2 separate regions of the Mus musculus genome follow, and region 2 is linked to region 1. A link is a loop called in an ENCODE intact Hi-C map of the cell type or tissue named here. Cell type or tissue: left cerebral cortex. All regions are shown on one strand. Links, peaks and the distances in the headings refer to the core of each region. The heading gives the core; the rest is flanking DNA.

The links. Peaks named below come from ENCODE experiments on the same cell type or tissue, not always from the same donor. Only the 100,000 strongest peaks of a DNase experiment are listed, where the experiment ranks them.
Region 2: it touches region 1 in a loop (2.5-fold over the local background); 2 of 42 quality-filtered maps call a loop at or near these places.

The regions. Positions count from the first base shown.
Region 1 is chr14:67,927,190-67,942,944 of GRCm38, reverse strand. Dock5 (dedicator of cytokinesis 5) reads left to right here and starts at 9,373. Exons shown (of 52, transcript NM_177780.3): 1 at 9,373-9,653. The coding sequence starts at 9,611. In left cerebral cortex, for the core only: CTCF peaks have their summits at 7,213 (motif pointing left) and 8,692 (motif pointing right); DNase peaks (open chromatin) are centred at 8,700, 9,101, 9,596, 9,935 and 4 more places; H3K4me3 peaks cover 1,570 bases; H3K27ac peaks cover 681 bases.
Region 2 is chr14:67,824,690-67,840,444 of GRCm38, reverse strand. It overlaps Dock5 (dedicator of cytokinesis 5), which reads left to right. Exons shown (of 52, transcript NM_177780.3): 9 at 817-898; 10 at 4,002-4,131; 11 at 8,155-8,227; 12 at 11,942-12,084; 13 at 15,720-15,755. Among named protein-coding and RNA genes, the nearest start is that of Mir6539, 27 kb to the left of the region's middle. In left cerebral cortex, for the core only: a CTCF peak has its summit at 9,256; no DNase peak of the experiment used is centred there.

The DNA.
Region 1 (15,755 bases), core at 4,327-12,326:
TGAATAAAGTATGTCCTATCATTGTACAGTTCCTCTGATTCTCAGCCTTCCAGCCTTCTGTGACCCTCCTTTCCTGGACCTCAAATAGGGTTAAGGTAGTTTCAAAGGATAAATTAGATTTTCCACCTTTTTCTATGGACAGTGTGATGCTTTGAATGAGAAGTGGCCCCCATAGGCTAGGGTACTTGAATACTTGCTTCTGAGTTGGTGGTAAAGATTTAGGTTGTGGGGCCTTGGAGGAGAAAGTGCATCACTGGGGTCAGGGGTAGGTTATTTAGCCTCACCTTACTATCCTCCTACACTTCTCTCTCTCCCTCCCGCCTCATCTCTCCCTCTCTCTCCCTCCTTCCCTCCCTTCCACCCTCTATTCTTCCCTCCCCTATCTCTGCTTCAAGCTTTTGCTTCAGATGTGATTTCTCAACTTCCTCCTCCTGCCATCATGCCTGCCCCATGCCTCCTGCCATGCCTCCCGCCATGCACACCACCATGATGTACTCTTATCCTTTGGGAACTCCAAACTAAATTAAACCCTTCCTTCCTTAAGTTGCTTTTAGTCATGTTGTTTTTATTATTCAACAGAAAAATAAATGATACAGAGAGTAAATGTTGTATTTAACTGACTTATTTATCAAGTAGTCAAAGGTATTTGCTGTTCCAATTAGTCATATTTTTTACAAGTAATATTTTTACTCCTGTTACTTCTTTGCTGTTTAGTTAACTCGAGCTTGGGTTTTCTTTTCTTTTCTTTCTTTCCTTTTCTCATTTTTTTTAATTTACATTTCCCAGGGAAATGTTTTACATTATGATTCTTCACAATTTATTTTATAAGACTTGTACATGACTATACTCAGTCTTATATACTATGGTTTCTCTACAACTGTGGTTCTATATTTTCCTTTTATTCTTTATTTTTCTCTCCTCCTCCTCCTCCTCCTTCCGAGGGAACATCTCCATGTAGCCCTAACAGTCCTGGAACTCACAGAGATCCTTCTGCCTCTTTCTCCCAATTGTCAGGATTAAAGGTGTGTGGGCACCACGCCCAGCCTTTTCCTTTTCATTCTTGAGTAAATTCCCTAAGCCGTTCTTCCTGATAGTACACTTCTACTTAAAACAGTTTATAGAAGATTGAGTTAACTACTTGGCTCTTTGAATTCTCCTGCTGTTCTCATCTGGGTACAGAGTTCCTTCCATTTGAATTTGTATGCCATCTTGAAGACTTCTAGCCTTTGCACCAAGGCAAAGAATTACAAGAGCAATTTGCAAACACACAGACTGAGATTCTGGGAGGACTTTTTGGCAAATCACAGGAAAAATAAAAACCACCTCCCAGGGTTTGCCTGGCACTTGAGTGTGCCAAGACCATTTTAACAAAGGGACACTATAACAAATAGACCACTTCTAAGTCGGGTTGGCATCCAGGAAGAACTGAGGTGGGCTAATTTTCCTCCTCAGGGGCTCTCTGCAAATGTGGCATGCACTGTTTAAGGGAACAAACCCTGAGGTGTAGTATTATGGGAGGGAGGGGCCTGTTTAAATAAGAACACCATGCCACAATAAGATGACTAAGAAACCACATAAGTAATGAACTCCAGGAATCCGCCTGCCAGAACTGCCCTGCTGAGTAAGGCAACTGTTGCAAAGCACTTAAAGACAGTTGGTTATCTTGAAAGGAAAGGGTTCCGGAGTCCAGGAGCCTTGCCCAAATATGAACAAGGCACTTGGCTGAAGCTACGTCTTGAGACTGGACTAGGCGGAGGACAGTTCCTAGCACTGCCAGCATCCTACCCTAGATCTAGTTTACACTATTCAAGGGTTTTGCAAGCACATGGTTTCAAAGAGCACCTTCCAAGATACAGGAATTGAAACTCTTGCCATGGAAATTAACAGCTCCTAAGGCTCTGAGTCACTTTTATTGTGTCTGTAACAATTCTACCCTGTCTGCCCTTTCTCCCCAAAGGGTACACACACACACACACACACACACACACACAACACACACATACACACACACACACCACACATACACACACACACACACACACACACACACACACACACACACACACCACATATACCACACACATACACATCACACACATACACGTACACACACACACCACATACACACACACACACACACACACACACACACACACACACACCCCACATACACCACACACACACACTAGCATTCAAAACCATGAATCTTAGGGATAAAGAGCAGGTAGGGGTAACAAGTAGCTGTTGCAGGCTAGTTGACCATGAACTTGCCTGTTCTGCCTTCTAAGCCCCTTCGGATATTTCTGGAAGACCCTAAGCTATTCCTCTAAGGACTGACAAAGCAACCTGGCTATTCAATCTTCTGCCTAGCCTTCACCAGGTGAAATCTCCACACCCATCTGGTCCTTCTAGTCTAGTCATGGGTATTGTAACATTTCCTTCTAGTTCCTGTCTCTCATGGTGGTGGTAGTGGTGGAGTCATCCACTGAGATGCCCCTGTTCCCTCTGGAGGAGTCTGCTATGGCTACTAAAGCACTCTTGTGTGTTCCACTGTCTCATAGAGAGTTGGTTTTTGGTTGTCATCATCGTCACCATTGTCTTAGTTAGGGTTTTACTGCTGTGAACAGACACCATGACCAAGGCAACTCTTATAAGGACAACATTTAATTAGGGCTGGCTTTCAGGTTCAGAGGTTCAGTCCATTGTCATCAAGGTGGGAACATGGCAGCATCCAGGCAGGCAGGAGGCAGGAGGAGCTGAGAGTTCTACATCTTCATCTGGAGGCTGCTAGGAGAATACTGACTTCTAGGCAGCTAGGAGGAGAGTCTTAAGTCCATGCCCACAGTGACACACCTACTCCAACAGGGCCTCACTTGCTAATAGTGCCACACTCCCTGGGCTGAGCATATTCAAACCATCACAGTCAAGTCTTTTGCCTTCATTCAGAATAGACTTCAAAGAGGCTAGGTCAGAAGTTAATAAAAACAAAGAACCTGGATTCTCACTGCTCTTAGACACCCCACAGTCTCTGGCTTCTCAACCCCACCACCACACCTTCTCCGTCTCTCTCATTGAGAAAAGGTTTTATTACAGAGGTCAGCCTACCCTGGAATGTACCATTCTCCTACCTCCACCTCCAGAGCTCTGGGATTACGTATTCATAACCCTCTCCAGAGCCTTGTGATTTCTAAGTCAACCTTTACTACTTAGGGCTCTTTTCTCCCAGTGACTTTTCTCCCAGACCCTCATGCATATACTTCCAGTGAGAAAGTTTTTCCTTTGTTACCCTACTCCTAGATGTGCCCCAGCCATCCCACCTACCTAAGGGTGGTGGGGATCCTGTTTTTTTTATTTTTGTTTTTTAAGGGCCCAAGGGCCAAGTCAGCTTATCTGTTGCTTTTATATAGCCAGGAGTTATAACTGTTTTTCACTTTCCTAAATTACTGGTAAATAAAATCCAAAGAAGGCTATTTCATGCCTATGAAGATTATGTGAGATTCGGATACAAATAAGGTTTTATTGAACAGAATCGTAGTCATTCATTTACACACTGACTGTGGCGGCTTTCCTGTCTCAGCGCAGAGTCAAATAATTGCAACTAAGTCTTTATTTTGGTCAACAAAGGTGTATACACACACACACACACACACACACACACACACACACACACACACACATACACACACACACACACATACACACACATACACACACACACACACACACACACACACACACACACACATACACACACACACACACACACACACACACACACACACACACACACCTTTCCAGAAAAAAGGCCAGTGATCTTCAGTTTCCAGCAGGGCTCTGGGCTTGTATTTACTTCTGTCTGACACTAATTGACTGTGCAGGCAATTTTGTGCATCTTCTAAACCACCATTTCCACATTTGTTAGGTGAAGAGAATAAGCGTTACATCCGGGGTTCTCGACCTGTGAATCATGACTCCCACAGGGGTCACATATCAGATATCTACATTACAATTCATAACAGTAGCAAAATTACAGTTATGAAGTAGCAACAAAATTTTATGGTTGGAGGCCACCACAACATCAGGAACTATATTAAAGGGTCACATTATGAAGGTTGGGATCCATTGAGTTACTGCATTTATTGTGTCGGTAACAATTCTACCTCATCTGTCTTGAAGGAATGCATGGGTAGTAAAGAAACCAGGTATAAGTGGCCACACATGTTCCTTACTCTATAATGGCGAGTGTCTTCAAAACTGTTCTCATACTAAATGAAATTTCTAGATTAAGATTTTGTTTTCATGCCAGATAGGAAGAACTGCTGAATGTGACAGTCATGGAGACAATATCGTCCAAGTGTCACCGGGATCAAGAGCTGGTGAACTTCACTCCTACTACAGATATAGGTCAAGTGTAAGGGGACGATTTCCAGCTTTTTGCTCACAGCCCACGAGATTTCCATATTACCTCCTAACTTTCATCCTTATCTCATTTGAACAGTTTTACTAAGTTTGTTTTAAAAGGTTTATTTGTTATTTCATGTTATGTGCGTGCCGGCATCCATTTATGTGCCCCACATGCACACAGGAACCCACAGAGGTCAGAAGAAGATGCCAGATGCCCTGGAACTGGAGTTACATGTGTTTGTGAGCTGCCTTGCATGGCTGAAACAGAACCCGGGGCCTCTGCAAACGCTAAGTGCTCTTGACCATGGAGCTATCTCTCTAGCTCCTATTTTTTGTGTCTTGAGACTGGGTTTCATGTATCCTAGGCTGGTCTTGAACTCTTGATCCTCTTATTTCCATCTTCTGAGTGCTTGGGTTACAGGTGTGTATGACCCTGCCAAGCTTTATGAAGATATTTTTAATGTACATACACGGACTTTTCAAAAACCATATATACTATTTACAACTATATAAATGTAGTTCTTTTTAAATTGAAGAGCTCTCATCTGCCTCACACGACTGGGAACGTGTTACAGTTTCAACACACTGATGATTAATTTAAAATTCTGTGTCTGTGTTTGTGAGTGCTGGTGTGTGTGTGTGTGTGTGTGTGTGTGTGTGTGTGTGTGTGTGTATCACATGCGCATGAGGCCTGCAAGCTTCAGGGCAAACCTCCTGTCTCTACCTCCTTATAGAGATCTCCTATAGAGTCCCTGGGGTTACAGCACACCATGGCGCCACGTCCAGCTGTCCAGCCGCTGAGCAAACGAACTAATGATTTCTTAATGCTCTTAGCATCAATTTCCTCCGCAAGGTGGGACCAACTTATGTAGATGTCTGTGACAAAGGACATCCTAGAAATAAAACTGTGAGGGTCTTGTTTTGTAGTGTGAAAAGAGGTTGAAGTGCTGACCAAGCATAAATCTTCCCACAAAGGGGATCAAGAGAGGGGTGGTTTGAAAACCACGATTCTTGTGCTAACTTTTAGGGTCCACGTTGCCTCCAAAGATGGCAGACCCGAGGATGAGGATGGTCTGGCGATGCTCAGCACCTGCACAGTTTGGCATTAGAGCGTCATGTGAGCATCTCTGGGATGCCTGAGGAAGTGTTTGTGGGGATCGAAAGAGGAGCCCCTTTGCCCCATTCAGCTCAAGGGTCCCAAATTCCAGTCCATTTCTTGCTCCACTGCATTTGCCTGTAAATGCCCACAAACCTCTGCTTAGAACCAGTCATCATTTGTATTTCTCGTTATTTCCTGCACTTCCAGCAGCAACTCATCTCCCTATGTAGAAAAAAAAAAACAAAACAAACCAACACCCACAAAACTGTCCTTAACAGAACCCATATCTTCTCACAAGAAAGTTGTGTCAGTCAAACTTGGTAAAATAGACCTGATTAATGGGGAAAGTAGAGCCCTGGCTAGCCAGCTGTCTTCGTATCCTATATTAGGTACTGTCAGGGATAACTATAGAATTCAAGTCAATTAGCCTACCCTGGAAATTCATTTCTCTTTGTTTCTTTCTCTGGAGCTCCCACAAGCACAGATGTGAATATTCTTGTGTGCAAGAGTTGCTGGTATCTTTATGGGCTTTAGACTCTAGATAGCTGCAATTGTGGAATTAATTTCTCTCTCTCTCTCTCTCTCTCTCTCTCTCTCTCTCTCTCTCTCTCTTATGTTTTTCTGAAAAGACACCAGAGGAAAAGGAAAAAAATAATTCTGGGAAACGTGCTGTTATTCCACCCACCCATCTGGTCAGCTGTCTAATTTTAAACCTCATTTTAATAACAAGACTTTGAATAGCTGTGCTTTTATGATTTAAATGGACTGGGAATGGAACCATCTGATATCACAAAGTGGGTGGACTTCAGTCTGCAGAGGGAAAAGAATAAACACACTGGAAGTTTCTTCCATTCCCTGCAACTCTTTTCATAAAAGCAATCAACGATTGCAAAGCCTGAAATCTCCAGAGTCCAAATTCGAACCTGAAGTTTTGGAAAGATCAAAGTGTCAATCAATTGAAATGGTTCTGGTTGAAACTAAGTTCCACTGAGTAAAAGGATTAACGCTCCTAGTGTTCATTAAGTGAAAAGAGAGAGAGAGAGAGAGAGAGAGAGAGAGAGAGAGAGAGAGAGAGGAAGGGAGGGGGAAAGAGAGAGGGAGGGAGGGAGGAAGGAAGGAAGGAAGGGAAGAAGGAAGGAAGGAAGGAAGGAAGGAAGGAAGGAAGGAAGGAAGGAAGGGAGAAAGAAAGGAGGGAGGGAGAGAGGGAGGGAGAGAGGGAGGGAGGGAGGGAGGAAGGAAGGAAGGAAGGAAGGAAGGAAGGAAGGAAGGAAGGAAGATAAAAGCCTGCTTAAAGAACAAAGATCATCACTTCCCTGCACACAGGCAACTGAGGCAACTCAGGGCAGCTCCTGCCCCAGGGCAGCCCAGACCTAAGCTCCAGACCAAGGTTGACAGCTACTAAAGGTCCAAGGGGAGTAATAGCTGAGGGGGGGGGGAGTAAGTCCTAGGAAATACTCAAAGGTAAACTTTGATCCAAAGCAGAGGATATGCACAAGGATGCTATCATGGAAGATCAACAACAAACAGAAATGACAGCTGTGATCACCAGTCGTTCAAGCCCCGGGTCATTCTTTACTTTATCCCTCACACTACAAAATCAAAATTTGTAGAGCCTATGTGCATCTTTGACTGGTAAATCAGAGAGGCCAGTAAGCTTCATAGAGAATCCCTCTCTGCTCGCACTGTCTTCCTGTTGGCGCCCCCTTCAGTTTATGTCTAGAACTCCAGCCCCTTTCACAGCAGCCTACCATCCCTGGCGTTCTCCATTAACTGGCATCCTTAGTTAGCCCTTTAGAGTCAGTCGGTTCACACCACAGCAGACACAGTTGGACAGTGTCTGGTATCCCCACCGACACAAGCCCGAGAACCTTTAGAATCTGTAACAACACAGGAAGTCCTCGTCCGGGTCATGGCCCTCCTTCGCCGGTGCCTCTTGAGCCAAGTTTCCTGTTTCGCTCAGATCACTCGCTGTCCAGGATTCTATGCCAGTTTGGAGCCTGTTAGACCTGCTTGGTGGCCTTTGTGTTTGCTGTCCATGTGGTCCAGAACACTCCCCCTTTTATCATGGGGTCATCCTCACTTCCTGTAGTTCTGCCTTTCAGTCTCCCCTTATCTCAGATGTCTTTCCAGATGTTTCTGTGTAAATCTCTGGCACCCACACTCCCCATGTTCCTGGCTAGGGTTTCTCTTTGCAGGCCTAGCCTCCTTTGGCATGCATTAATTTCAAGTCTTAACTTCTTCCAACAGCTGTGTGAAGGTAGGGGTCTCATTTACCTCACTACTGAACCTCCATTCCAGGAACAGTGCCCAACACATAGTAGGTCACTTAGGGCGGAAGGAAGAGAAATTATCTAGCTTGGGTGGTTAAGTCGATCACAACATCATTGACCTAGAAGAAGTTATTTTTGGGGAGATGGTGGAAATCTTTGTGGATGTCAGGTCTACACTGATGGAAATATGTCTTGCTGTGTATTATAAATAGATTCCTATTGGAACTTTTTTCTTTCTTTTTTTAGAGTGTTTCCTTAGCCATTTTTAATTTCTTCTTTTGAGAACTGCTTAGTACAGTAGCTCAGTTTGTAGTTTGGTTGATTGCTTCCCTATTGCTTAGAATTTTTGGTGATTTTATTTTTCTAAATATTCAGTATTAAGTATACAATGAACATGTAACTTTAAATCACAAAGGAGATAAATGACACATTATGTAATCATACTCAACTTTAAGATCTCAACTATCAAGAATAAAAACTGGCATTAAAAAAAAAGAGATGCGACTGAACCACTTTAAGAAAGATGGCTGAAGCACGGTCATAAGTACCTATTGTTTCTTTCAACCAGGACTTTAAGTTCAGAACTTACTTTCTCAGGAGGAAAACCAAGACTAATATATATATATATATATTCAGGCATGGTTTGCAAAAAGTCATCAGAGTTCACTCATCTCTAATCAAGCATTACTGTCTATTACTGTGTGTTTTAATTACATGTTCTGTTCTTGTCAGGTTCCAAACCGGCAAGAAAGCCTCCACAGACTCCAAGAACAACACAATTTCCCGCAAGAGGTATTTTTCAGATGGCGAAGCTAACTGGTTGGCTGGTTAGTCTGAAATTTTACTTCTAAGTGTGAGGTGTCCTTACTACTAAGTAGCTTTTTCATTCTGGAGGTCTCTCCAAGATGGAAGCGCGTCTCCCCGCCGGCAGAGGGCGCCAAGCGCACCCCTGTGTAGTTTAACGCACAACTGCCTTTTGGAGTCCTCAGTCCCAGGCTGAAAAAGGACAGTGGTGGGAGTTGGGGGGTGGGGTGGTGGTGGTGGTGGTAGATGTTCTGGGGTCCTCCCCACAAGGATGCCTTCTGGGCAGGGGGTCAGTTGGAAAGGGGAACCTTTTGGAGCGAACTTCTTCCCTTAGTGTGAAAGTTTGTGTTGCTGCAACTGAGGAGAAATAAATCCCTGAGTTTGGGGTTTCCGGATTAGCGCTTTGTCAACAGTGTCCTAACGGAGGGTCTTCTAGATTGGATACGTCTACTTCTGAAGCGCCCGTGTCCCTTGCACCAGTTCTCTGCGGACCTTGAAGCTCGGCTTCCGGCTCTCTCGGGGCTGCAGCAGACGCTCCCGGAGGCGAAGGCGGGAGCTCACGGCTCATTCATTCAACAAATATTTACTGAGCGTCCGGAGGCGACCGGTGACTCTCACCAGCTCCTCCTCCGCGCTCGGCGGCGCAGCAGCCCGGGAGCGCTGGGCAATCGCAGAGCCGACGCTGGGAGGACCGGGCGGGCGGCTCCGGGCTGCGGCTCCAGCCGGGCGAGGCGGAGCCGGCGGGGGAGGCGGGCGGCCCCGGGGCGCAGAGGGCGCGGCCAGCGGGAGGAGCCCGGGCGGCGCCGGGGAGGGCGCGCGGGGCTGCACGGCCGCCGGTCCCAGCAGGTGACCGCGGGCGAGCGGGCGTGCGTGCGGGGCCCCGGGCGCGAGCGAGGCGGGACGGCGTAGACGCGGCCGGCGCGCCAAAGTCGTCCAAGTTTTGCCGGAACATGGCGGAGGAGTCCGGCCGGCGCAGCAGCGCTCCGAGCACGAGTGTCTGTAGCCGCTAGCGCCGCGGGGCGAGGTCGTCGCCATGGCCCGTTGGATCCCTACCAAGAGGCAGAAGTATGGGGTTGGTGAGTGCTTGCCCCGCCCCACCCTCGCCCGAGCGCCCGGGAGTCCACTTTGGCCCCGCGGAGCTCGCGCACACTCGGCCACTCGGTCCCGCTGCTGCACCCCGGGAGTCTAGCCCGCTCTGGTGTAAAAGTGCTTTTAGGCTTGGGGACTCTGATCCTCCCCTATCCGAACCCCAACTCTAGTGGCGCACACTGTGGGAACGCGCCAGGTCCCCACTGCCGTTGGTGGCCAGCGAGGGCCGCACGTGGGACGGTGCGCTTTGCGAGTGCCCTTCCCCAGATCCCACTTGGAAGCTCCAGAGTCCCTTTCCCTCTCTCCCTCCCTCCCTGGGACTGCAGTCCGGATCGCAGTCAAAGACAAAATGGGAAGCCGAAGTTGCCAGTAGAGGTGATGGAAGAGGCAGGAAGTGTGAGGCGTGGGAAGGAGGGCAAGGGGGTCCTGGGGCTGTTTGTGAGGACACCCATCTGACCTACTGGCGTGGTTGGAGAGGTGTGACACAGCTTCCCCCCAGGGGCAGGAAGAGGGTAGGTTCCGCGCAAGCGGGTGGCGTTTGTGTTCGCAGTACCCTAGCGCTCCGTCATTGCTGAACTCTGGCCTCTAGGTTTGGATCTGAAACCTTGGCGTTGAGGGGTTGGACCCAGGTGGAAAAACTTTCCACTTTCACTTTTCATTGAGCCAGGTCAGGGAGGAAGCACTCACCTTTAGCCGGACGATTGCCAGGAGAATTAGACTTTAAATGGAGCCTCTGGAATAAACAAGTGTGTTGTGTGGGAATTTTATCACTTTCTCTCAGGTCCACTCACTTGGCGCGTTTGAAATGCAACCCCTTACTTCACTCCTGTCAGCGCACCTCTTTTCCTTCAAGTCCTGGACCCACAGGAACACTGCCTGAAATTATCAGTCTGCCGTGACAGACATGAAGTCCTATGTGCCTATGTAACCGGGACTCAGACACCGCCTTCAGTCTTTAGTATATTATAATGTGATGCAGATTGAAAGCCTGCATATGTACATTTGCAAATATGTATATATACACACACACACACACACATATATATATGCATAATTCTCAACCTTTTTTTTTTTAATTTGTCTTTACTTTTAGAATTTTTGCTCCTCCACATGGCTGTGGGTTACATGGAAAGGTGACATTTCTTCAGTCCCAGATCAGTAGGTCTTGACTTAGCCTTGATAAGTAACTTGACTAGATACCTGCTAGTAAGTAGCTGGTCATTGTGTAAGTGAAATACTGTAAAATGGATGAAGGGTTGGGTGTGACAATCATAGAGCATGCCTAAAGCCCTGGCTTCCATCTTCTGTACCACAAGAGGAAATTAATTTATTTAAACATTATAGAGTACTAATTAATGACTAAAATATGCTTAGCAGTAACTAACCACTAATTATAAAAGGGTCATTTCTAACTTTACCTGGGTTAAAAGTTGTTCCCAACAAGTATGTTTCCGATGGGTTTGCTGTATGTAACCATAGGCACGGGAGTAAGAATGTTTCCAGTATTCCCGTGTTTTGGAGTCAGGTTTTTGGTTATTTATCAGTGGGCACTGAAAGTGTTCGGATAGTGTTTCTAGGGGACAGAGCTTAGCAGAGTTGTTCCAGGGTGTAATCTGGGGCAGTTACTTCACTAGACACAGCAGATCCTGGTAGGTATGGATGCTGAAGCACAGAATATGCGCTGACGTCAGGGATGAGTGTTCGTGGGAGGGGGCGGGTTCTGTGCTCTTGCATTTGGAAGCAGATGTACCTGGCTGCAGGGTCCAGTTGTCAGAGTCCCCACACTGAAGTCCCTCCCCCTTCTGTGAACTCTTCACTGTAGACAGTCCACTCATCTCTGTGGTTAGGTATTCTATGGAAAGTCACTTCTGTGGGACTTCACTCTCCTGTGCTTGTACCCCCATCTACAGGACACCCCTTCCCCCCACACATACACTGCATCCCACACCCCAGCCTTTTTTCCTTGGGGTTCAGTTCTGCCTTCTGCTTTCTTCCTTCACCTCTGCAGCTTTTCACTGCAATCTCTTGATCATACCTTACTTTCTTTCTTGCCTTATTCCCCCTCCCCTACCGGGTGCTATAGACTGCTAGCCTCTTCAGCAGAACAGCTGGGGCTACTGGCCAGAAGCAAATCAGCTTTATTGACTGTTAATGTAGGAAGGCTTAGTTAAGGAAGGTCACTGGTTTCTCTTCTGGGACCCCAGCCCTTCCCTCTGACCCCTTCTGACTAGTGGTTTGTGGGTGTTTTGTTTTGTTTTGTTTTGTTTTTGAGACAGGGCTTCTCTGGGTAGCCTTAGCTATCCTGGAACTCACTTTTGTAGACCAGGCTGGCCTCAAACTCCTGTGTTCAAACCTGCCTCCTGAGCGCTGAGATTAAAGTCATGTAACCACCATTCCCAGCATGACTAAGGGTATTAGTTCTTCCCTAATTGCACATACGTAAAGGGTGCAAGGGTATTTATCGGGAGGGGGAGTCGGTCATCCACGCTGGGGTGAGACTTTCTAGTGTTGAGGTTGCTTTGGGGTCACCTGCTCTTCTCGTGCTCAGTAAGGAAGCCCAGAGAACTCGTCATTGGCTCTCCCAAGTGTGACTTTTGATGGAATTGTACTTTGGTTTGTTCTATAAAGGGGGGTAGATGTTTGCTTATGTCTCTCCAGGGGAAGATTCTGGCAAGTGAAGGTTGTGGGTTTTTATTTCTGCCAGTAAGAGGGTTTGGCCAGGTAAACAGTAATCCTCCTTACAGTTCTGTCCTCTGCAGTTACAGTTTTCAATAGTCAACGGAGGCCCGGATATGATATGGGATATGAGAGAGAGAGAGAACAGGAACGCATTCGTACGACTTATGTTTCCATACATTATTCTATTTTATTACTAGCTGTTCCATTTTTGACAATGCCGATTAAATATCAGTTAAACCTCTCAGAAGCATTTGTGCAGAGCATGTACTTGGAACATGTCTGCTATGGGCAAGGGGGGGGCCTCCTCTGTAAGTGTGTTCTGTTGTGTGCACCCTCGATGCTGGGGTGCCCTTGTAAAGCAGGCTATCGGAACTGTTCTAGAGATGTAAAGCGATTTTCTTCCAGTTAAACTTTGACACCCCACTTGTCCCAACGTGGGTCCTATTGGAAGAAGTTAAGAGTCTGAACTGTTTGGATACCACTGGGTGTATTGATGGTGGGACTTGTCATTTCTGAGGGCTGATGATGAAGGAAGCTATGGGGCGCTTGGTGACTCAGGGCTGCATGGGAGGCGGCCACTCATGGCAGGTCTGCTATGAAGGTGTGACTGTGATCTGCACTTAGGGAAGGTAACTGTCCCCTCTGTCTCCTTCTGTGTTTGCTTTCCCCTTGGTTGTTTTTCAAAAGGGACTGAAAGTGTCTAGGAGTCCTTAGTTCTCAGATACAGTACTAGCTAGTCCACCTTCTAGCATTAAGTGAACCTAAACGGTCACTGTGTACATCTGTGTTATCCAGAAAGGGGGTTGATAGACTTAATTCTTTCAAGTAAGTACTTTTTTTGTTTGTTTGTTTTTGTTTTATTGAGACAGGGTTTCTCTGTGTAGCCCTGGCTGTTCTGGAACTCACTCTGTAGACCAGGCTGGCCTCGAACTCAGAAATCCACCTGCCTCTGCCTCCCAAGTGCTGGGATTAAAGGTGTGCACCACCACTGCCCGGCTCGAGTAAGTAGTTTAATACTAAACATCAGTACTCCAGGAAGAGGTGCTTAGAGCTGAGTGCTAAGTACTTAAGAATAAATAGTTATTCTCTGAATATTTCCCTTCACTTTTCTTTTTCTGTTTTCCTTATTGGCAGTACTGGTGACTGACTGCAGGGCCTTGTGAGTGTTAGGCAGGTGTTCTGGCATTGATCTGTATCCCCAGATACAGCCTCTTTAATTTTCATTATTGAGTTTTGCTAGGTTGGCCACACTAGCCTTGAACTCCCTTAGTAGCCAAGGCAACCCTTGAATTTGTAATCTTCTCACCTCAACATTCCAAGTAACTGAATTTACGGAACTATAGAACCAGGCCTGGTATTTTCCCTTTTTGCTGTTTAAGTGCACAGAGATGTAAAATACTAATATTTGAACTTTAAGCACATAGCTGTGCTAAACATGCTTGTCCCTCTTTAACTTTTAAATCAACCATTCTCAATCTGTCTCTCTCTAAGTCAGGGTCTCCCCGTTGTAACCCAGGCAGGCCTGGAGCTAACTTCCCATTCTCCTGCCTTAGCCCCTGACACTTGGCTTAAGTATATTTCTAAGTCGGCTTCCACACCAGCCATTGGTATCCAGAACAAAGATTATATTCTTTGTGGCCTGTTTGCAGAGCTGTTCACTGATGCATGTTGGGATTTCCGGTATCTATAGCTATAGTGTGATGGGAAACCTTGGGAGGGAGACGCTGGCTTTCTCAGTCAGCCCTTCCACAGTGTCCTTGTCCTTGGGTTGCCCCAGTTAGCCTCAGGCATCGGGCTTTGTAGGACAGATCCTCAAGGGCCAATTTAAGACCTATGCCAGACTCTGGGTCTTTCTGGTACTTTCAGCCTGTGTCCTGCTCCAGCCATCCTGCCTCACAGTGGGCCCAGAATTCCTCAGGCTGGGGTATGACATCAGGGAGGGAATTTCACTGTGACTGGTCCTGTTAGTCTTTTTTTTTTTTTTTTTTTTTTTTAAGGATATATTTTTTATTATTTGTAATCATGTTTATATGTGTGTGGTGCATAGGTATGAGTTGGAGTTACAGGTGGTTGTGAGCTGCCTGATGTGGATACTGGGAGCTGGGCTCTGGTCCTCCGAAAGAATTATGCACCCCTTTAGTCCCTGAACCCCCATTCCAGCCCTCTTTTTTTAAAAAAAAAAATGAGATGAATAGCCCTGGCTGGCTTTGAATTTAGGCTCCTCTTACCTGTGCCTCCTGAATGGTGGGATGATAGGTGGATACCACCACACCCACCTCTGATTTCCTTTTTCTAGACTCTTGTGGTCCAGTCTAACCTTGAACTTTTCTTTCTCCGCCTCAAGTGCTAGGATTATAGCACGGAACTTCACCTGGTCCATGGCGGTGCTGGGGATTAAACCCAAGGATTCCTGCATGCTAGGAAATCGCTCTGTCTACTGCACCACACCACCCAGTGTCTCCGGTTTCTTTCAGAGAAAGGAAGTTAGTACCTAGAGAGGCACAGTGGATTGCTTCACTCCAGGGGTTCTTGGCTTCAGGATTACAGGAAACCCTTTGGTAATCTGGCGAAGCCCTCAGATCTCGTCCACTGGATGAAATTACTGAGTCCAGGGGACTGGAAGTGAGGCTCATTGTACTGAAATACTCGTCAGTTCGTTTCTCATTTTCGGATACCTTATCTTTTATCAATATATTAAATAATAGTGTAGCAACGATAGTTATAATTATTGTGACTTATTGATGAGTCACCTTGATTCATGCACATAGCGGTAATTTCAGATAGGATCTGAAAGTGTCTGTTGGTGGGAATGCCTCAGGTTCTACTAATCCAACCATGGCTTCTGGCCTAACTCAATTGAAGTCAATGCTGGCCACTTAGAAAATCCAGAGGGAGCGTTCTCCTCGAGTCTACCAGTCTCTGGATGTGAGTGCAAATTGAGTCCTTGCCTGAGGCTCACACAACTGATTCGTGTGGAGCCATCTGAGAAACATAGAATTAACATGTGTCAACTGTGTCACTGCCTATGATGAAGTTAGGTATTACACAGTAGCATTCACTCGAGGAAGTTCCTGTCCTTAGTGTGTTCATGTTTTAATACTGAGGCTGAGAGAAAAGGGCTCAGAGAATTAATGTGGCTCAGAGGATTTGTGGGGGTTGCTGTTTTATACTCTTTCCAAAGAAGTGCTGTTCTGGATCCTATTTCTCTATGGTCCAGGGACGTGAAGGGGTCTGGGGAGATGTTTTCAGAGGCTCACGAGATTCAAAAGCTTTTCATAGTGATACTGAAAAAAAATCCTTGGCCCCTTATCCATCCTCATGCTTTGTGGGTGTACGTGGGAACTTGCCTAGGTGTTAAGTGTGACATGGCAGTGGGTCAGCAGGACAATTCCAGATGCCACCTGTGAAGC
Region 2 (15,755 bases), core at 4,634-12,633, 100 kb after region 1:
CACTGTAACCTCTCATGGCAGCTGTGGGCTGTGGGGATGACTGATGATGCCCTTTTGCAGGTTCAGCAGCGACAGCTGGGTAGTTAGGGGCTGTGTGTTTGAAAATTCTGCTTGCAGCTCAAGTCTGAACCAGGAGCCCCCAAACTCCTCAGGAAAAAAAAAGGTTGACATAAAGTTTCAAGACTATAAGGAAGAGTCAGGATATCGGTGAGCCCCAGCATGGCTCTTTATGGAGCAACTTAGGAAATGGGGGTTTAGCTTCAGTGAAAGGTGGTTACTAGGGCTAGGTATAGCTCAGCTGGTAACGTGTGGATGGTGGAGGATGGATTGGGGGTGACTTACCAATTTAAGGTTTTGTAAATGTGGCCTCTTGAGACAGGGTTTCACTGACTATCTCAGACTGGTCAGTTTACTTTATAGCCCAGGCTAGCTTTAAATAATGTCAGTCAGCCTTCAGCACGCTAAAATTGCCATTCAGAGCCACCATGCCTGACCCTAAAATTAAACTCTCACTTTAGCAAAGCCAGAGCTTGTATACAAGAAAGTTGAGGTAGGACAAAGACCCCAGACAAAAGAATCTTATAAAATCCCATGTCTGGGCCACTGTGAGCAGTGTCTGCCACTGTATAGGATGTCCCCCATAGCAGGGACTCTTCCAAAGGCAGAAGCCCCATGGGAAGGTGTGCATGCTTCCCCAGTCCTGCCTTGCAGTGGGACACTTCTGTCCCTTGTTTTGACCCTTGCAAGTGTATCTGTGAGCAGCCTCTGTTCCAGATGGCCTCTGATTAAGAGTCATTTCTTTTCTTTTCTTGCTAGTGAGAACTACCTAATTCGCTGGGGCAGTAACGGGATGCCCAAGGAGATCGAGAAGCTGAATAACCTGCAAGCAGTGTTCACCGTGAGTCCTGCCTCCTTCATAAGACGTTTCTGCATTCGTTTATTTTCTGTGTCTCTGTATGCGCATGTGTGTGGGCGTGTTGCTGTGGCGGTCAGAAGCCCATTTGCAGAAGTAGGTTCTTTCCCCACTGGGGAGGATCCAGGGATAGAACTCAGATCCTCAGCCTTGGCAGCAAGTGGCTTTATCCATGGAGTCATCTCACCAGCCCGGCCTCACTTTCTGTTTCAATGTTTTCTTACAGTGGATACAGTGCTAGATATATGGAAAACATAAAGGCAGAAAGGACAGTCATCATTGTCCAATGAGTAGGGGTAACACAGTCATTTAGTCACTTAGTGAACACACAGTAGGTACCACATGCTGATGTGCACACTTGACCATTTGTGAGCAAAACAGGGAAAGGGACTGTGTCCTTGAGCAGCGTTTGTGCTGGTGGAAAAGACAACCGTCAACGATAATGACACAAGCCAGTAAATATGAACGACATGGACAATCCTGACGTGCTACCAGGGGCTTTGCCAGAGCTTTGTGCAGGGAGGCTGCGCTTTAGCTGTACGTTTATTTATTTCATTTTTGTTCTCAATTTTATTGCAGTTAGTTATTTATTGATTTTATTATAATGATAATGGTTTCCTCTTCTTATTGTCTATTTTATTTTTGAGATTAATGTAATTACGTTATTCTTCCCTTGTCTTTGCTCTTTCGTGGCCCTCCCATATAACCTCTCCTTGCTCTCTTTAAAATTCACAGCCTCTTTTTCCCCCTCCTTAATTGTGGCTACATGCATATATGTGGATTTAGCTTTTTGTATCTGTGTTGTTCCCAGGTGTCATAGTTCATGTGCAGAGACTAGGGGACAGCCTTGGGTGTTTTTTTACTGTCCTCACCTCCCACATTGCTTTAAGATGAGGGTCTCGTTGCTGTTTATCATTGCGTATGCAAGGCCGTTCTGAAGAGTCTCCTGTGTCTGTCTCCCATCTTACCTGAGAATGTGAGGGTTGCAGGTGTGTGTGCTGTAGTACCCGGCTTTACAGGAGTTCTGAGGACCTGGGCTCAGTTTCTCATGCTTTCATGGCAAATAAATACTTTATACACTGAGCCATCTCCCCAGCCTTGAAGCTTGTGCTTTAAATAGATTGATTAAGTTAAGTGCTGGGCATGGAGAACTGTGGTACGGGCACTTCCTTGGTAAGCACTGGGCCGAAGGTTCAGTGCCCAGCACTCCAAAACACATAAATAGAAGACGTTTGAGTAAGACAAGTTGTAGAGCATCAGCTATGCTAATTCCTAACTGGAAGAAGAGCTTTCAAACCAAGGTCACAGTGAGGGTGAATGTGACCCAGTCCCTTCCCTGCCGGGTGCTGCAACCTGCAGCTCAGGAGCATGGCAGTGTATGGGGCTGTAGTTTGGACCTGGCAACTGTCTTCCTCATATTTGAACTTTCTGAGCTTCTCCCACTTTTCTTTTTAAGGACACACTCTGGGGCCACCAGGGGACCTGGGAAACCTTGACGTCTAGGTCCCTAGCTCCTTTAGTGAGAGAGCTCCATCTCCTACCAGTCCACACAAGTGCTTCATTTCCTGCTCTATCCCGAGTCTAAGACAAGGAAAGCCCCAAACCCAAGCTCTAGTGACACCTAACTATGCCCCCCCCTCTGTCAGCCTCCCAGCTCCAGGACACACACAGGCTTCTCTGTCCCTACACAGAGCCATTCCTGGCTCTACCCTCTGCAAATGCAGACATAGATGTCCCCCCTCCCCCCCCCAAGACTTTAGTATTTGTTCAGTTTTGAAACAAAGTAAGGATTTCCCTGTAATAATGGTGTTTGTCAGACCACGTGGCTGGTTCTTACAGGCATGGTTAAATCTTTGGTTTATCGTTTTAATCAGCCTTAACTTACCACAGCTGCAGTTGCTTTTTCCTTTCCTCCTCCCCCACCCCCGCCCCCAACACCCTCTCTCCAGTCAGCCAGAGGGTCATCTAGTATGTAAATTTCATGTCTAGCCTTTTCAATTAAATAAAATGTGGTGGCCATTTCCTTGGTCATTAAATAGTCTTCAGGACTCGTTTATAAACGACTATGTATTATTTAATGATATCAATACGCTACGGTTTCTAGAACCGGCCACCCAGTGACTTTGTCTTCTATTAATGGAAGGTTTGCAGAACCTCAAGCAGAGATTCAGGGCAGGTGATTGCTGGTGTATATTGCTGTCTCAGTGATGTGTCTCTAGCAAATTACAGGGCGTAGATTTGGAATGATTATTTGAAAAGTGGCTTTTGATTCAGTAAGGCTGGGGCTGCTGTTGCCTTGAAGGGTTCTGAGATATAATGAAGTTATTTTTGATGTTAACTAAATGAGATATATGAGCTCATTTCTGGCTCATTTGCCCCTCCTTAAGAACACACACAGGAGCCTCAGCTCCAAATAGGAACAATTACACACACACACATACACACACACACACACACACACACACTCCCCTGTTGCTATTCAGTGTTCATGGAAAGGGCCTCTCAGGAGGCCTGTAAGGAACCTCATAAACCATACTGGGATACACTTGACTCTGGGATTGTTTAGAAGATGAGCTGAGGGTGAAGAGTGGGGGATGGTGGATACCTGTAATCCCAGGAGGACAGAGGAGAAGGCATCAAGATCTGTCAAGGCAGCAAGTTCAAGGTCAACCTCAGTTACTTAGCAAGATCAAGGCCACCCTGAGCCCTTTCAGGCTTCTGTGGATGCCCAGTGAACATCAGCATCGTGCAAGTTTCTATGTCACTTGACCCTGAGATGTGTCTTCTACTAAGATGTGAAGCAGAAGGACCCAACACATCAGAGAGCATCTTGGTTAATAACCCCTTGCCCTCCTCCCTACCTCTCTACCTAGAGGTGTTAGACTAAGTCTGATGTAATCTTAAAATGCTAAGTTGGAACCAGGGAAGAAAAGAAGACTGTTTTATAAATAATTAGAGAGTAATTTTCCCTGTTCTCTGTAATTCTTAGATGGGCAGAAAGAGAGGCATTATTGTGGTGGTTTGGCATGGGGTAGTGCGCTCCAGGCAGGACAGGGCAGCCAGCCTCTCATGTGTTCTCTGCTTGCAGGACCTCAGCAGCACAGACCTCATCCGGCCACGCATCAGCCTCGTGTGCCAGATTGTCCGGGTGGGCCGCATGGAGCTGAAGGAGGGCAAGAAGCACACCTGTGGGCTCCGGAGGCCCTTTGGAGTAGCAGGTATGATGAAAGCCTAGAGTCCAAGGAATATGGTATCGCTTCTAGGGACGCCCTTCTCTGCAGTTTCTAAAAGACCTAAATGTAGACCCATCATCTGATCTCATATTCGAGAGAAATCCCATTTTAGGTATATTCCCAAAAGAACTGAAAGGCAAGGTCTTAAAAAAACACCACCTTCACAGTGGAATTATTCACAAGAGCCGAAGGGGACTATGTGCTCGAGTATACATCAGTAGATGAATGGATAAATAAATATGGCATAGCTATTGAAAGGAGGTTCTATTCTGCCTTAATAGGGAAGGAATTTCTGACTCACGCCACAGTATTACTGAATGTTGAGAACATTGAGCTAAGTACAATAAGCCATACACACACACACACACACACACACACACACACAGACACAAAACTCACCGCTGCAGGATTCATTTATATGAGGTGCTTAGAAGAGTCAGGTTCAGAAGCTGTTGAATAGGACTGGCAGGGCTTGACGAGAGAGGCAAATTGCTTTTTGAGGATAGGGTTCCCTCTGAGAAAATGAGAGTTCTTGTGGTGGATGCCGGTGATGGTTCCATAAGGTTAGTGTACTTACTTCCACTTAACCACTTAACGGTGGCTAAGACGGCAGTTTCTATGCAATGTATATTTTGCCCCACTTATAGCAATGAAAAGAGATGGAGAAAAGAAGGTGGCTGACTGGCTGGAGGCAGACAGAGATAACAGGGCAGCCCCTAAAGATGGGAAGCAATGGCTCATGTTGTTGTGGTTAGTCTTAGGCACACACCATTCATGCCCCAGGATGACCAGTTCTCTTGCCTTGACTCTTATGTCCTTGTGTAGCCACTGATTGTGTTTCCCTTTTGTGCCCAGTACCACGTTTCACACATAGTAGGACTGCTTGCTAGCAGGTGCTCTGCTGATGCACTCTGACTCACTGCAAAGTGTTTTCCATGCTTAGGAGACTCCTTTCTCAAAGGTGACTTTGTATCACTAAGGGCCTTCAAAGAGAATCCTTAGCTTCAATTAGTCCTCAGGATGTCCCAAGAAGTCCTTGTGATGGTTTGTATATTGTCGGGAGTGGCACTATTAGAAGATGTGGCCCTGTTGGAGTAGGTGTGTCCCTGTGGGTGTGGGCTTTAAGACCCTCATCCTAGCTGCTTGGAAGCCAGTATTCTGCTTGCAGCCTTATTATGAAGATGTAGAACTCTCAGCATCTCCTGTACCATGCCTGCCTGGATGCTGCCATGTTCGTGCCTTAATGATAATGGACTGAACCTCTGAACCTGTAAACCAGCTCCAATTAAATGAATTGCCTTGGTCATGGTGTCTGTTTACAGCAGTAAAACCCTAACTATGACAGAAGTTGATACCAGGGACTGGCGTATTGCTGTGATAGGCCTGACCATGCTTTTGTTTGGAAGAATGTGGATTTGGGAACTTTGGATTTGAAAAGCAGTGGAATGCTTTAACTGGGGCTTAATGGGCTATCCTGGTTGGAATATGGAAGACTTTGTTACTGAGAGTGATTTGAACTGTGCAGACCTGGCCTAAGAGGTTTCAGTGGAGAATATCAATATGTGGCCTAGAAACTGTTTTTGTGGTATTTTGTTGAAGAATGTGGCTACTTTTTGCCCTTGTCTAAAGAATTTGCCTGAGGCTGAGGTGAACAGACTTAGATTAATTGCACTGACAAAGGAACTCTCAAAAAAGCCCACCAGAGACTTTATTCTCTTTAAGGCTCATGTAGAATGTTTTGAATAAGTTTACCAAGCTTAAAAAGGAAAAATATAAAATATGTGTTTCAAGTATTAAAGGGGCACCAGGAAGTGAAATGAAACTGAATCCTGTGTTCTAGGAGATAACAGATTAAGGGATTTGGGGGCAAGATCCGCTAGGATCTGGATCTTCAATCCAGGCAGGCATGGTACAGGAGAAGCTGAGAGTTCTACATCTTCATCTGAAGGCTTCTAGCAGAATACTCACTTCCAGGCAGCTAGGATGAGGGTCTTCAAGCCCACGCCCACAGTGACACACCTACTCCCACAAGGCCACACCTATTCCAACAGGGCCACATCTTCTAATAGTGCCACTCCCTGGGCTGAGCATATATACCTCTATCTTTGTAGCCTCTTAAATTTCAAGAACAGATATTTGGTCTTTTATTAGGATTTGAATTAGTAATGCTTTTTGAAAGTCACCAATGAAATGTCAAAAATTCGCTCCTGGGACCAGGGCCAGATACCCCATGTTCTTCAGTCAACCCTGAGGCTTCTGTGGATAAGGAGGTGGCCCTCCTGTCCCACATGACCATGTGCCATGTCTTTGGGACTGTCCCCATGAAACCTGCTGCTCAAGGGGTGTCTAGGGAAGCAGCATTGCTTCTTACTGCCTTTTTGAGACACAGTTTCAGTCTGTAGCCCAGGCTGGCTTGGAACTTACAGAGATGCTCCTGTCCCAGCTTTTCAAGTATTAAGCTTCTGGGTAAGTGCTGTCCCACCTTGCTCAGCATTGCTCCTTTATCAAATATTCAAGTAGGATCTCAAAAGATACAAGGAACCCAGCCAGGTCTACTTAGCTGTCTACGTGGCAATGGCAATAGATTTATTTGTCTGCACAAGAAAGATGTATTAGAAGTCACTGCCATTTGTAACAGGCCAAAGAAACGAACACTTAAACTTGAGGCTTTTGTCTTCTTCTCTGTGTTAGCATATGTATGTTGAGGCTTCCTTCTCCTTTTCTGTGTTAGTATATGTATGCGTGCAGGGGAGTGGGGGAGTTGTGTGTATCTGGGTAGTGAATGCAGAGAAGACGAATTCTAATTCGTTCTTAACCCTGATGATGATCATTAACGAAAGTTACATGTCACGAGATGATGAAACCCTAAGAAATAGGTTTCTCAGCATTTTTGATACAGTTTTTTATCAGGTCCTATTAGGGGTAACAGCAAGCTGCATGTGATGCCCTACTGTGTGCCCCTTCCAGGCAGCACTATTCCCTGGCCTGGTGTACTGTATTGTTTGGAGTTCTTTTGGACATTACTGTGTTTCTCAGTCCTCACTCCTTTTGTCTACAGACAAACTATCTGGGATGTGGAGAAATGGATTGCTAATGTGTTTTACAGCCAGACTGTAATTCATTAACCATGGTTTTCCCTCTTACCAGGGCCTTGCCTCATATCAGCCAGCTGCTTTGCAGCTTGCTTGTTAATCCTCTCTGTAGCTGGGCATAATGGTTATGTGATTTAAAGTGCTCATTGTTAATTCATGCCCTGGTTTTGCTAAAAACTTAAAACTAATTGTGTGGATGTGGGCTTGGTAGTACCTTGCTTTCCTGGCATGTGCTAGGCCCTAGGTTAAGTCCAGCTGGTCCAAAACAAAACAAACAGAGCAAATAAACACAGATAACAACAACAACAAAAAAAACCAAGACTTGTGACCAAGAGCAAGTTAACCCTTCCCATTCTTTAAGGTGGGGCTCCTCACAGCTGTATAAATGAGAAAGTGAAGGCTTACAGCCTGGCTTTACTGAAGTACACTCCCGGGGATGTGGGTCTGTTGGGGGAGGGGGGCAATTGCTGGTAGTCTGTTCTATGATACTCTTAAAGCTGGTGTAGATATCAAATCAAAGACACAGGTGGCCACTTCAAATCCTGAGTTTCTCTCCAGACCTTTAAATCTTCTGACAGACCTGCTAGAAATATTAATTCTCATTGGCTTTCAGTAAAGGCTTATCAATAATCATCATAATAATTGTAATGATGATGATGATGTCTAAGTTTTCCAGGAACACAGCAACTGAGTCTTGCAGAGTTTTGAAGGTGTGTCCTGCAGGGTTGGATATAGAAAATCTGAGCCTTTCTTGGCTTGTTGCCCTGCTGGGCGTGGTATAGTAAGTGGTTGCTTGGTCCCTGGTCCCTTTCTTCTTGTGGCATTCTGTGTTTGCTGATACCATCCTCTTCTATACAGCTCAGGGAGGCATGAAGGAAGCCATTAGTGTTGCTAATGACATTTGTCTCTCTCCTAGTGATGGATATTAGTGATATTGTACATGGGAAGGTGGATGATGAAGAAAAGCAACATTTTATCCCCTTTCAGCAGTAAGTATCTGCCACGCATCCGGGGTGACCCGAGGTACAGCTTAGCCATTCAAGTGGGGCATGACTGGAGAGGCAGAGCGGGGCGGGGGGCCCCTTTCTGTTCCTGGAAATATGAAGGTAGTTCTGCCGGAAGAATGTGACCTGGGCCCTCTGCAGAAGACTTTATTCAGGGGGCTTCATGTTGGGCTCAAAGAGGGCAAACTGAACATTTCCTGACTCGGTAGAAGGAATATAACATAAAGGGCACACACGCATCCATCTGCACCGGAATCCAGAGATGATGTCATCTGATTGTTAGAGGTGCCGCAATGCATCTGTCTTCTGTTGTGTTGAACAGGTTTGACTAACAATCACATGTCTTCTCAGACAGGATGATGCATATCATTTGTCAGGGAAATCTTGTTAGAATCAACATTTGCTCTCATTTGTAGGTCTGCCTGCATCTGACAAGCTTCTGAGGTGCTGGTCCAGGGACCGTACTCATAGTAACAAGGGATTAGACAAGAAGAGTATGCAAGGGACCTAGACAAGGAACTGGGGGACGCAGTCTGGCAGTACAGGGCAGCTGGGACGTTGTCCCTAGGCTCTATGCTGGGTTGCAGGAACGGGAGCCACCCATGCAACTCGGGAGTGCAAGCAAGCAAATCTTATCCTGTAACTCTGACAAGTTCTAGTGGGAGCCTTGACTGCTCTGGCGTTCAGTATACATAATGGTGGCCTAAGAAGAGGGCAAAAAGTTTTTGGAGTGACCCCTGCCAGGGATTATGTGCCAGTTACAGCACATTGTCTCATCTAACTTGCATGGCCACTTCAGAATGATAGTACAAACGGATTTTCAGAAGCCAGCCTCAGGATATTTGAGTGAAAAGATCTTTTAAAAACTACATATAAATGATGCTAGAAAGACGGCTTTGTGGCTAACAGCACCAGCTGCTCCTCCAGAGGACTGAAATTTGGTTCCCAGAATTTATATTGGATGGTTCATAAGCACCAGAGGATCTGATGTACCCTTGCTGCCCCTGCAGGCAACTCCATGCATGTGACAGACACTCACTGAGACTTACACACGTAAATAAAAATGTACCATTTATACATACGCATACACACAAATCCTATTGCAAACGGACAGAAGGACATAATTGTACAAGAGAAAGTGTCTTTTAAATCTTAGCTCAGTGTTAAGAAACACAAATCCAGGGAGCTCTCGCATTATAATGTATACCAACACAGTCTTAAGTAATTAAGCAGAAAATTGAACAGCTTAAGATCTTAAATGCTACAGGACCATAGAAACTATACATGGTACTGAGCTCTGGAAAGCTGTTTTAAAGTTACACATCTCTATTTTCAAACAACAACAAAACAAAACAACAATAAGAAAAAATAAAACAATAAGAAAAAAAACCCACAGATGCCTGTAATCCCAGTTACTTAGAAAGCTGAGGCAGGAAGATTATGAATGTGAAGCCAGCCTGTGAAGCATAGTGGGATGTTGTCTAAAAAATAAATAAGTAAACATTTTATATAGAGACAGATATCATGGACATTACATGTACATATATAACTTTCATATCCATGAATGCTACTCATATACACACACACATATACATGCATACATACACATATATAACTATATCAAGTTCTGTATTCATAGACAAAAAAAACCTATCTGAAGAATTCCTTTCTTTATATTCCCTTTATGGTAGCTTCTACCTTCAGTGTCATGACTTTCTGCCCAACTTCTAAACCTCCACCCATGCGGCAGCAGTGAACTCTGAGATGGTCCTGCGGAATAGCATGTGCTTTTGTTAAAGTTCCCAAGGAGCCCAGCCCTAGTTTGATTACTACCCAGTATGCAGCAAACGCCACTATATAATGGTGTTATGTTCCCCCTGGCAACCCTGGGGCCTGTCCTCCCATTTCCCTAAGCTGCAGTGACTTATATGTGAGTTCTGCTAGTCCACCTAGGGAGAGTCATTCACAGAAAACAGCCCCCCCCCCCATTTCCAGCCCCATGTTCAGTATGCTTTATCATCAGGTAAAAGGATGTGCACAAAGAAAGCTGTCTGGTAGGCAGAGAAGACTAAAGACCATAGTGTGGCAACAGGATGATATTATAGTTGGAGATAACTTCAAGAGAATGGGGGCTGTGTTTGGTCCTTTGGCCTCACTCTTAGTGGACCTTACCTGATGTGCTAATTCAGCTGGATCTCATTTGCTGATTGGTCACTGCAATCCTAAATTTAAAGTCATCGAATATCTCAAAACACCTTCCCATTATCCCCTGTACATACTGTATCCACGTATCAAATGGCCGTGTGGATGTGGGCCTCCCAGGGGAGTAAGATCCTATAGAGTACTCTGTCAGGTGGAGCTAGTCCCAGGAGCCAGGTCTCCTGTCCGTTGGCTAGTCCTTCTGTCCTATCCAAGCAGCCAAGTCTAAGTGCCTCTGACTTTAATTGCTTAACTTCTCCTTAGTCATCAGCTTGAACTTCAGTGTTTTAACACTTGGCCATTGTTGCCCACCCCCACTTTCTTTGTCTTGTCATTTCCCTGACATGTTTAAGAAGAGGAGGTGGAAAGAGTCAGAGGACCAGGGAGTTTGCTGTGAGACTATGTCTCCTCGTAATAAATAAGGAGTTGCACCCCTAAAGCCTTATTGGCATGACTATCCAAACATGCGCTGAACAAGGACAACACCAATGGACATGCCCAAGTGGACAAGCAAAAGCCTATAAGGCCTCAATGCTATACAAAGAGCTAGCTAAAGACAACTGAGGAAAACTAGGGGCCAGAGAGCTGTTCTTCCGTAGGGAAGGCACACAGATCATCCCTCCAGTTCCAAATGGTCAGCCTTGAAAACATCCAGGTAGTGTTGTATGGCCTGAACAGGATAGTCATATGTGCATGCAATAACAATTAGTGAAGAGAGAGGCCATGAGTTTGAAGGAGAGCTAGCAAGGAAGGGTATGTGGGAGGACTTAGAGGGAGAACATGGAAGGGAAAAATGTTGGAATTATAATCTCAATATATATGATATTTACATATATTTGTGTGTGTGTGTTTGTATGTATACATACATATATACCCATATATGATCAATGGAAGAATGAAAGGAAGAAAGTACCAGGGACAAAATTACAGCAATTTACATAGTTGACCTTATTTCCTATTCTGTTGCCCAATCCTAGATTAGAAGTGTTGGGCAGCATTGCATGCCATAGAACAGAAGTGTCCCCGTGAGCCAGGCAGAGGAGATTGGCTTATAGACAAAAGCAGAAAGCAAACCTGGGATTGGTCATTGCTCTTATGGCAGGGACAGAAGACAGACAGAAGGTAGCTACCTGGTGGGTCAGCTTCAAGTCACTTCTGTAGGTAACTTTTCTGGGGGACTTTCATTGGTGTATTTGCTGAAGCCAGCCTCTTTGGGGGGTTAAGCTGCAATTGCTCCATGCTGAGATCTTAGAAGATAGTCTACTTTACCAAAGCCTTGCTGCATTTGCATTGTGATGAACGAGTCCATGTTGACTTTAGCCCGGTCTGTTGGGGGACCACGTGGGAACATAATCCAAGACAGTGGTTTCCCACGAGCCCTCTGCTGAGGCTTGTGTTTGTATTTCCAGATTGCTCCCCCAAGACCTCCACGTTCTCAGGACACACTTTAGATATTTTCTCTACTTCTGCCTTCCTTCTTACCTCTTCTGTCTTCACCAGAATTGCCATGGAGACCTACATCCGCCAGAGACAGCTCATCATGTCCCCCTTGATAACCTCCCACGTGATCGGAGAGAATGAGCCACTCACGTCGGTCCTAAATAAAGTCATAGCTGCAAAGGAAGTGAATCACAAAGGACAAGGTACACAGGCTGCCCGGTGAGGGGACTTTGGGTGGGGACCGGGGAGGGAACATGCAGAGCAAGGTCCCTGCCCTTTCACCATCTACTCTGATACCAAGCAGCCTCCCCTGAACACCGCCCTTCTCAGATATCTCCGCATTGAAGATCTAAAACCTTCACCTTTTCTAGTGGGATCAGGGTTGGATTTGTAAGTTCCCTGGAACAGACACTCCACCACCACCACCACCCCCACGAGACTGTTTTTCTGTCCTCTCTTCCCAGTGATAACTCCTCAAAGTAAATGTGCCAACAGAAAGTGACTCAGGAGTGCATTTGTAGTGTGTCCTCAATAAACTTACCCCTTAGCTGTGCTTTCCGAGACTCGAAAGAGACGGAATGATCCAAGTATCCGTTGATGTGAACTTGTAGGCTACCTGGCAGAGCTTGTGTATCTTCTCTGGAACTTGCGCGTACCTGTCTTTTGATAGCTTCAGCTAAGAGAAATTCTTGTGGAAATGTTTCAAATTCAAATAGTAAGGAATAATGGTCACAACATTAAAATTCAAGTGCCAAGGTGGCGGCCAAACTTGAAAGGCTCTCGAAGTGGTGCCACCTCTTTTCATTACTACCCTATGACACTGTTTAAAATGAAATCAAGCAGGGAAACAGAGTTTTCAGGGTGTTCACAGTTGTTCAGGTAGAAAGAGATTGGAGCAGTAAAGAACCTGAACACAAATAACTAGCTCCCCCGTTTATATATGTTTGTATGCATGTTTGCATTTGAATGGGCACTCAGAGTAGGGATGTACATGTGTAGGCTTGAGTCTCACTATTTCACTAATGGATCTAGCTTAATCTAGAAATCCCTGTCTCTACCTCTTGAACACTGGATGTATAGCGAGCCTTCATGCCTACTAGTGAGTCATGGGTGCTGGGGGTCTACACTCAAGTCTTGTGCAGCAAGAACTTCACATTCACAGCCATCTCCCCACTCCCTTGCTCTTTAGATCTTTTAGCTTAAGATTATAATTTTGATTAGAGTAGAACATTCTTATACTAGTGAGATTGCATTTTACATAGGATTTCCTTTTTGGAACAGAATGGAAAACAATGCCATTCCTTTCTTGCTCTGAAATAGAAAAAGTCCTTTTCAGTTGTCTTTTTATCCAGCACAAATATCTCTTTATTTTTGTGGTTGTATAACATTCTAATGTTTAAAATGCTCAAAGCCAAACTTATAGCAAATTTAATTTAAATATTTTGATTGGATTTTATTTCTCTTTGACAGCTGAGTGATATTTCTTTCCATAAAGTAGGATTAGTTTTCTGCGAGGCTGAGCAGGAAAGTGTGGGTTTATAGACAGAGAAGGAAAAGGAAAGAAGGATGGATACATGGATGGATGGATGGATGGACAGACAGGAAGAGGGGAGGAATGAGGGAGAAAGGAAGGGAGGGAGGAAAGAAAACATAAAAATCAATTGGTTTGGGGCAGTAAGAAAACCAATCATATTATTTTTAATGTCAGGACTGAAACACAGCAAGTAGCATCCTGTGGCTTGCAGGAGCCTTTTAAGGACATCTGGACATTATCTTTCTCTCCTGATACCTCAGAAGGCCAGATAACAGTTTAGTTTCCTTTTAAAGCTATGACCAGAGTGACTCCATTTTGCCATCTAGCCTGCTGGGGGTGGGGTGGGGTGGGGTCCAGTTCCTTGAGTAGACTCCTACTCAAGGAGTTTTCTAGCTGCTTAGTGCTGTAAATGTAAGCCACCCTGCTATGAGTCTTTCTGTATTGAAGCTTTCTATGAGTTTAGGACCGCTGCTTTGGGACTCCCAGTGGTAGGACTTCTGGGTCCGTGGTGGGAACAAGCTTCAACTCAGATGGATGGTGCAAGTGCTGCCTGTCCTTTGTGCCAAGCGTGCAAATTCTCTCCTGTCTGAAAGGTGGCAAGTAGACAGTGGTCCTCATGTATTTAAATAAGCACCTCCAGTTTGGATGGTCTAAGAGATACATGAATATCCTACCATCTCAGATTTTTTTTAAAGGAAGATAATTGTAATAAGAACTTATATTCTAGCTAGCCCATATAAAAGACACACAATCCTTATGCTTTATTTACAAGCTATAAGCCTAGATTGGGTAGGTTTGGAGCTATTCTTACTTACATCTCAGCCATATGCCCCTTGATACTTGCTGTTTACCCTGGCTACATGTTCATGGTCCATCTTCTCTCATGGCGGCCGCTTCCTATCCTGATCTCCCCTGTCCTTTCCCTTCTGGTCTCTCCTGAGACCCTTTACTGATCCTGAAGTCCCATCTTTCTCTCTCTACTGCCCAATCACAGGCTTTTTTAGCCTTTTATTGACCAATTAACTCGGGGAAGCAAGTTTTGCACAACCAAAGCTGGTGTACATGAGCATTCATTCTTCTTAGGGCAACCAGATCTTGGGGGCCGGTATTTAGCATTTGAGTACATAGCAGCACCAGACCAACCCCAACAGATAATTATTCTTCTATCTTCTCTAAAATGCACTTGTTTCCAGTTTTTGTTTTACAAAACGTAGATGAGCTTCTGCTTCTCTGTGAATGTGTATTCATGGCAGATTTCTTTGTGAGGGTCTTTCTTTATCACCAACATCGCTTTGTGACTTTGTATTTCAATTTGTATATTGATACTTAGTTTGCACTTAGAATTTGTTTCTTTAGTTTAAGAAGTGACTAATTCAGGGTTTGGAGAGGAATTAAGAATACTTTCTGTTCATGCAGAGGACCTGAGTTTAGTTCCCAGTATTCACATGACAGCTCACACAGTCTAACTCTAGTGCCAGGAGGTCTGATGGTCCTTCTGCTGGGTCATCAAGCATCATGTAGTCCATGGACATGCATGATGCAAGTAAAACACTTGTACCCATAAAGTAAAAAATAAATAAATAAATAAATCCTGTAGTTGTCAGAGATTTAACAACTATTCACTTTTTTCCTTTCAGTATTCTCTTGCCCTGTTTATTTCTTTATTAGCCATTTATCTTAATTAAAATATAAGACATTAAGTTGCTTCTGTCTTAAGTACTAAGAAAATGTATATGCTTGTGTGTTTGAGTATCTGCCACATGTGTGGATGCCCACAGAGACCAGAAGAGAGGTACTGGGTTCCTTGGGGGTTACAAACAATTGTGAGCTGCCCAACACTGGCACTGGAATTCAAACTTAGGTCCTCTGGAAGAGCAGCAAGAGGTCTTAATCATTGCACCATCTCTCTAGCCCCTGACATTCATTTCTTTTTTTCATGATTTGCCCTGACTCTGACATCCCTAATTAGATTTCCATGTTGTGTGTGTATATGTAATGGTTTCTAATAACGTCTATTATTTCTGGCACCACCACCACATAATCTTACACTTGGAGCAAACATACTTTGGTATCAGTTGGGATAATCTTTACTCTTTTTGTTCTCCACTGAAGTCACCAATATCTGTTGACTTCTCAGGTAAGGAGGCCTCTTGTGAGTTTGAAGGAAACATCATCAAAACGATGTTACCCAGGGAGGATTACGTGTTTATTTGAGGTGTCTGATTGGTCTCACACGAGCTTCTGTGAGTGTGTTGCAAAGATTATAAGAGAACTGTAAGTTTGTCCCCTTTTTTCCCCTTACAGGTCTTTGGGTGTCCTTAAAGTTACTGCCAGGTGACC